Regions from separate parts of the Mus musculus genome. Here region 2 is linked to region 1. The links are chromatin contacts, found by Hi-C or POLR2A ChIA-PET in ENCODE. All regions are on one chromosome and are shown on one strand. The core of a region is the stretch at or near the end of the contact, and the rest is flanking DNA. Distances in the headings are between cores, read along the strand shown. Region 1 holds the start of Lamc2 (laminin, gamma 2). Region 2 overlaps Lamc1 (laminin, gamma 1).

Region 1 (2,975 bases), core at 242-2,741:
TTGTTTTAAAGTTCATCTTACATATCTGAGCTACACAACAGGTTTTGACAGGACTAGTGAAATGGTTACTATTGTCAAGAAAATGAACATGGCTATCATGCCAGTTACTCCTTTTTGGTGACAATTATACATGATCGAGCATCATGGCTTCCGATCCCTGGCAGTGGTGACTGGAACACCATGGAGAGCAGGAAGCAACAGTAACTATGAATGTGAAAAGTTGGGTGATCAGAGGAAAGCGCTTCAGCTAAGAGACAGAGAAACCCCCGCACTAGGTGTCATCATAGTTGACAGGACACATACACACGAAAAACAGTCGCTAAGTTCTCGCAGATTTTGTTTATATGACCTTAACTCCTCAGGACATGACAGCCACCGGGTGCTCTCGGTAGGAGTAAATGTTACTTGAAGTTTGAGTCCAATAAATACCTGGGAGGCGAAACTGTTCTTAGAAGTAACACTTGCAGTTTCGGGTATTACTAAAACGCTTAAAGTTCACGCTCTATCTCAAAAATACAACATGGATAACAAGGGGATTATGGAAGTTCTGTTTTTAGTCTGTGTGGTGCTGCCGGGCATGGAAAAAGTCCCACCTAACTCCCACTGGTAAATTACAGGGACCGGACAGTTTAAAGACTAGCATGTTACTGATTGAACGGGTGTGGAGGGGTCCCCTGTTGCCAAAGAAAAGAAAGGGAGGGAATTGAAAGAGGAATGGCTTTAGGGCAAGGAAACCTTCAGCTGGCACAACCCATTAGCTTCGTGTTTTTAACTCCCTTGGCTTTATGGGAAAACTGTCACTTTAGAGCGCGACTGTACAGGAGCCCCAGGTAGGGAGGAGATAGGCTCTTTGCAGATCCTTGACCTGACCGAGTGTGGATCCTCGAGGTGAATTCAGCCACCAACACCGTGTGCAGGGAAGGGCAAGTTGGAGGCGCGGTGGGAGCACTCACCTTCCCTCCTGGAGGTGGCCTGGGCTGCGGGCAGCAGGAGCGCGACACCAAGGCAGCAGCTGAGCCAGAGCGCAGGCATGGCCGGGCCGCGCTCCGCCGCTGCGGGTGCCTGCCGGGCGCCGAGTCTTCGCTCTGCTGTGCCTTCCTTTTCCCTCGATCAGGTGTTTTATCGACTCTTCTCCCTGACTCAGTCCTGACAGGAAGAGAGCCGGTGTTTCGGGGCGTGACTCACCTGTGAACAAGGAGGACCCAACCCTCCGAGGCAGACAAACACTCAGCGCATGCCGAGCAGTAAACCCGCTCGCTGCGGCCCCGGGCTCCCCCCTCCGCAACCGGGGAGCACACCTGGCCCCGCCGAGGGCGTGGTACTGAGGCTGCGGTCCAGAGATCCTTCTGGAATGTGCCATATCCCCTCCCTCCACCCGCACCCCGCTACACACAGCCGTTCTCTCCCGGGGTGGTCCTGGGCAGAACTCAGGTTGTAGATATCAGCCACCCCTTCCTCAAAACCGGAGGGGGCGAGGGAGTCTCAAGGGCACAGACATCCATTCCAGTCACAGTTGGACGCCCCTTCCACTCTAGTCTAAAACACAGGCAAATTAACCAGGCTGAGGGGCCCAACAGGATCGATCCTCTTCACTCTCAGGGTAACTTTTATTCTGAGATACAGCACGTATACATACCTCTGATTTTACTCACTTCTAAGCACACACACACACACACACACACACACACACACACACACACACACCAGGGTGACCCAAAGGTTGCTCTCCTGGGTCTATCTACCCCCTTAACCTTGAACTAGCAAACTCATTAAGCAAACTCATTAAACTGTTACGAACTAGTTCACAGTTGATATTCAACAAGCCTTCTGCTCATAAGAGAAAAGGTTTCTTAGTCTTTTAACATCTCAGAGCATATTTTTCACGACATTCTCTCTGGCCCCGCTAGAAAATAACGTTAAGAGGGATAGTGCCAGCCAAGCCCGGTGTTAGCTGAAGTGAGTAACACCAAGTGGGGGAGGGGATGCAAATCTTGGCTTATCCCACACTGTCCTGGGAACTTCTCCTACAGTGAATAATGCAGAAGTGACTGTCAGAGAAGGCTCTTAAATCCTGCTATAGACTTAGGATTTACTAGTATTTATGTAGACACAACGTATCCATTACAACCAATAACCACTTCTTTTCCTCATGGTAAGGACAGCAGAGGCCCTAAATAAATACCTAGTCACTGACTAAATGAATGACTGTACCATAGATAGTTCCGTAGCTTAACACTCTAAGATAACTAACAACGTAATCCATACATATTGTCAAAGGGTGTGAGAACTCCCATTTCTAAGTGTGATAGTGACCAGTGTAGGCTGACCAGGAGAGATGTGGCTGGCTTTGTACAGAACATGGAGTCTGAACTAGATACCTAGTTCTAACCAGGAAGTAGACAAAGCATTGAAGAGCAACAGAGGCAAGATAGGGTACTGCAGACAAGCCGACATCTCTAAAATCTAGCGCAAAATGAGCAACAGAATGGATATTCTAATTTTCTTAACCTAGACTCAACTCTCTTCTGCTCTGTCCAAATAATGTGGAGATTCTTCTCACTCAGAATCAGTGCCCAGCTACTGCTAACACTTCAGTTCCTTGAGAGCAGGCATCTATAATTTTTTTCTTCCAGTAGCAGCTATGCGGTGGACAGAGAGAGAGGGGGAGAGGGAGAGGGAGAGGGAGAGGGAGAGGGAGAGGGAGAGGGAGAGGGAGAGGGAGAGGGAGAGGGAGAGGGAGAGGGAGAGGGAGAGGGAGAGGGAGAGAGAGAGAGAGAGGGAGCACACTTGTTTCTGAGTGCTATGATCCTTGCATATCTACCATCCACTAACTGAAAATATTGATACTTCTTGTTTTAGAAAAGTCCAGGTACACAGTGTTGGAGGAGCAGGGCATAGGGCCCTGCAAAATCAAACCTTAAAGGCAAAATTTGTTTTTTAGCACAGATTTTCATTGTCTATCATATCTCAAATGC
Region 2 (2,842 bases), core at 16-2,515, 33 kb after region 1:
AGTCAACTCCAGATTCTCATGTCTATACTGCAAGTGCTCTGCTCAGTGAGCCACGGTCTCTCTGTAGCCCACGCTGGCTTCAAGTGCTAGGAGTGCAGACATGACCCACCATACCTAGATTCTTATAAGCAGCGTGATACACTGAGGATCCTCATTGGCCTCTCTTTGCTCCTGAGCCACTTTTGTGCTAAGAGCGGAGTTAATACTCACAATCTAGTTCTGTAAAGAGAAGTTTGCTAACTTCTGGATGACAATGAAGACCACAATTTGAAGAAGGTAAAACAACAAATGATAATGATGATGACGACGACGATGATGATAATGATAATAATAATAATGATAATAAAGAGCCAGGGATGTAGCTCAGTTGGTAGAGTATCTACCTAGCATGCTGAAGGACCTAAATTCAAGCCCCAGTACAAATAACAAATAGCACTGAGTGGTTCTCAAGCCAGTCCGAGGCACTATACGTAGACATCCATTCATTAAACCTTTTAAACATTTCATGTTCTAGCACCGCATTTAGGCCACACAAGATATAAAGGGTTACAAATATTCAGATTTTATTATAAATAAAATACTGTTTTCTTTTTAAACATAAAAAAATGCCAAGTGTTGCGCTTTATTGCCCTCCCTGAGGGGGGAAGGCTGTAGAGATTAAGGCAAACAGCTAAAGTGAAGGCACATTGAAAAGGGCCACAGTTGGAATCAAAGGAAAATTCCATGGGCGGGGGCGGGGGAGGGATAAAACAATCTGTTCTGTGCGGCACCCCGCATTCTACAGCAGCCATTCTGTCCATTTCATTACATAAAATACAGGTTATTGGAACTATACAATAAAGCAATGGCTGTGTCGAAGGAGTGTAATAAGGTATCATCTTGTAAATAACTTTCATTTTAAAAAATAAAATTCTGTTTAAAAATATACCACAAAAGCTGGAGAAAACAAACCAAAACACCCCACCCACCAGCGCCTCGGGCCTGCTGGAGTGGAGTTGACCCAAAGAATGCTGGTGGTGGTCTGTTTCAGCCATTTTCTTGCAACTGTGACCAAAATGTTAAGGTGGTGAGCTCGGAATAGAGGAACTAGCCAATCAGCACTGAACTTGGTGAGGCCACGCCTCTGCCGTGGCACAAAAGGCCTCGGAGGATGCCAAGCTGAGATTTTGTGGCAATCTCCGAGATGGAGACAGGCTGAACAGAGCCTCCCCTCTGTCATCAGTAGCACGGTGCTGATGCCCTCAAGTGTTCAGTCATCACATGCTCCCTTAGAAAACTGACCCGTGTGGGAAGGTTCCACAAACAAACGTTCCTAATCCCTTTACCCTGTCAGCTTGGCTACTGCTCCGGGGCAGGCATGAGAACCTTGAGGAGCTGCAGCTCAGATGGTCAGAGCCACGGGGAAGAGGGCCCTCTTCGGTCAGGTTGTGGAGGTGAGCAGGCTTCCCGTCAGACAGTGAAGGTGCTGCAAACACAAGGCAGAGGTGGAGCAAAACACTGGGGACTAGGCACGACGTGACCAGGCATGGTACAGGTTCCTGTGCCAGTGAGAGGGACAACTGAGCAGAGACGTGAGCAGACAGTGCCGTTCTAGGAGGACCGGGGATATTTACATAAATTCCTTACTCTATAATCATGATAAACAAAATCCATTCACACAAAAAATATAAATTTCAAATAATTAATAGCACCAGTGTGTCAGATAATAGTTTCTTTCCCCCGCTACGCAAAGTACAAAATTGCATAGTGTTAAAGGCTAAATATGAATCTCAGAGGCAGGTAGGTAGGAGGAAGGGGATGTGTGGCAGGGAACTGTCACAGTGTGGTCTTAAGGAGACCACCGAGCTGAGGATCAGAGGTTGAGAAGCCCACTAGGAAATGCCACGCATGGATCTTCCCTCTCCACACAGAGGAAAGGCTTGGAGTGGGCAGAGCCACAAAGTGCAGGAACTAGATGGGGTTGGCAGCCTTGAGAAACACTGAGAGCGGGTGTTTGCCACCAGGACCTGGCAAACAACGATGTGCTCTGAAGAGTTCTAGAAAGAACGGAAACATCAGAAGAGAATGGAGCTAAGGGCCAAATGTCACATCTCTCTCCAAGAAAAAGAGAAAAAGAAATGCACTCATGGAATCCTAATGAGAGCGGTTACATCCCAATTACAGCCACTTCCCAGAAAATATGGGGAAAAGGAGATTTGCTCTTCTTTCATTGGTCAAGACCTTAGAGGACAACTGTTTTGACAGATATCTTACCAACAGTTCCAAGACTAACACTAACAAAGCTTCAAGAATTAGTACTACTTGGGGAAAAAAACTTGAGTGGGTTATCACATCTGTTTCTTCTGCATTAAGTCCTGCTTATAAAAATATCAAAAGCTACCTCACGTAGTGGTGCGTGCGAGCTGCCCATCCAGACTTTTTATCAGCTGCCTGAGGATTTGGGAAACATTCATCTTCCTAGTCAATGAAAACAGGAGGAAACCCTAAGCATCTTTGAGCCATGTTCTCCTGGGGACCCACATGTAACTACGCTGTCACCCACGATGGCTCTGTGTCCTATGCTCAGCCAGCCAGCATGTCTGATGGATGGCCATCACCATTCTAAATGACCAATACCTTTGGCACAGGATGTTTATTTCCTTTCAAAGAGGAGGCAGAAGATGCAGAGCGGACATACTGGCCATCTCAATGCTACGATGAGGAGCCAAAGATTTCCTTCATAGAAACATGAGTACTGAGATAGGTCCTGCTGGTGTTGAGAGAGGGGAGGGGGCTGGGTCTGCCCTGGCATTAAAAGGTTCACATGATGTGGGTAGGCCCCTGGAAGATGCCGTGACTTCAG

What was found. Hi-C counts contacts between places; a loop is a spot of excess contacts on that map. ChIA-PET counts read pairs that join two places held with the same protein, here RNA polymerase II (POLR2A).
Region 2: a map of left cerebral cortex shows a loop between it and region 1 (2.0-fold over the local background). The contact joins the enhancer-like site here to the promoter of Lamc2 in region 1. A Hi-C loop is called at or near these places in 1 of 37 maps with a recorded cell type or tissue (left cerebral cortex). POLR2A ChIA-PET finds 5 or more read pairs at or near these places in 3 of 5 experiments (Patski and embryonic stem cell).

Annotation. Positions count from the first base shown.
Region 1 is chr1:153,184,956-153,187,930 of GRCm38, forward strand. It overlaps Lamc2 (laminin, gamma 2), which reads right to left and starts at 1,492. Exons shown (of 24, transcript NM_008485.3): 1 at 1,299-1,492; 2 at 954-1,146. The coding sequence starts at 1,032.
Region 2 is chr1:153,218,383-153,221,224 of GRCm38, forward strand. Lamc1 (laminin, gamma 1) reads right to left here. Exons shown (of 28, transcript NM_010683.2): 28 at 540-2,842. Among named protein-coding and RNA genes, the nearest start is that of Lamc2, 33 kb to the left of the region's middle. Within about 2 kb of position 1,266, at least 1 of the 3 ENCODE cell types and tissues checked has a DNase peak (open chromatin) inside an H3K27ac peak, as active enhancers do.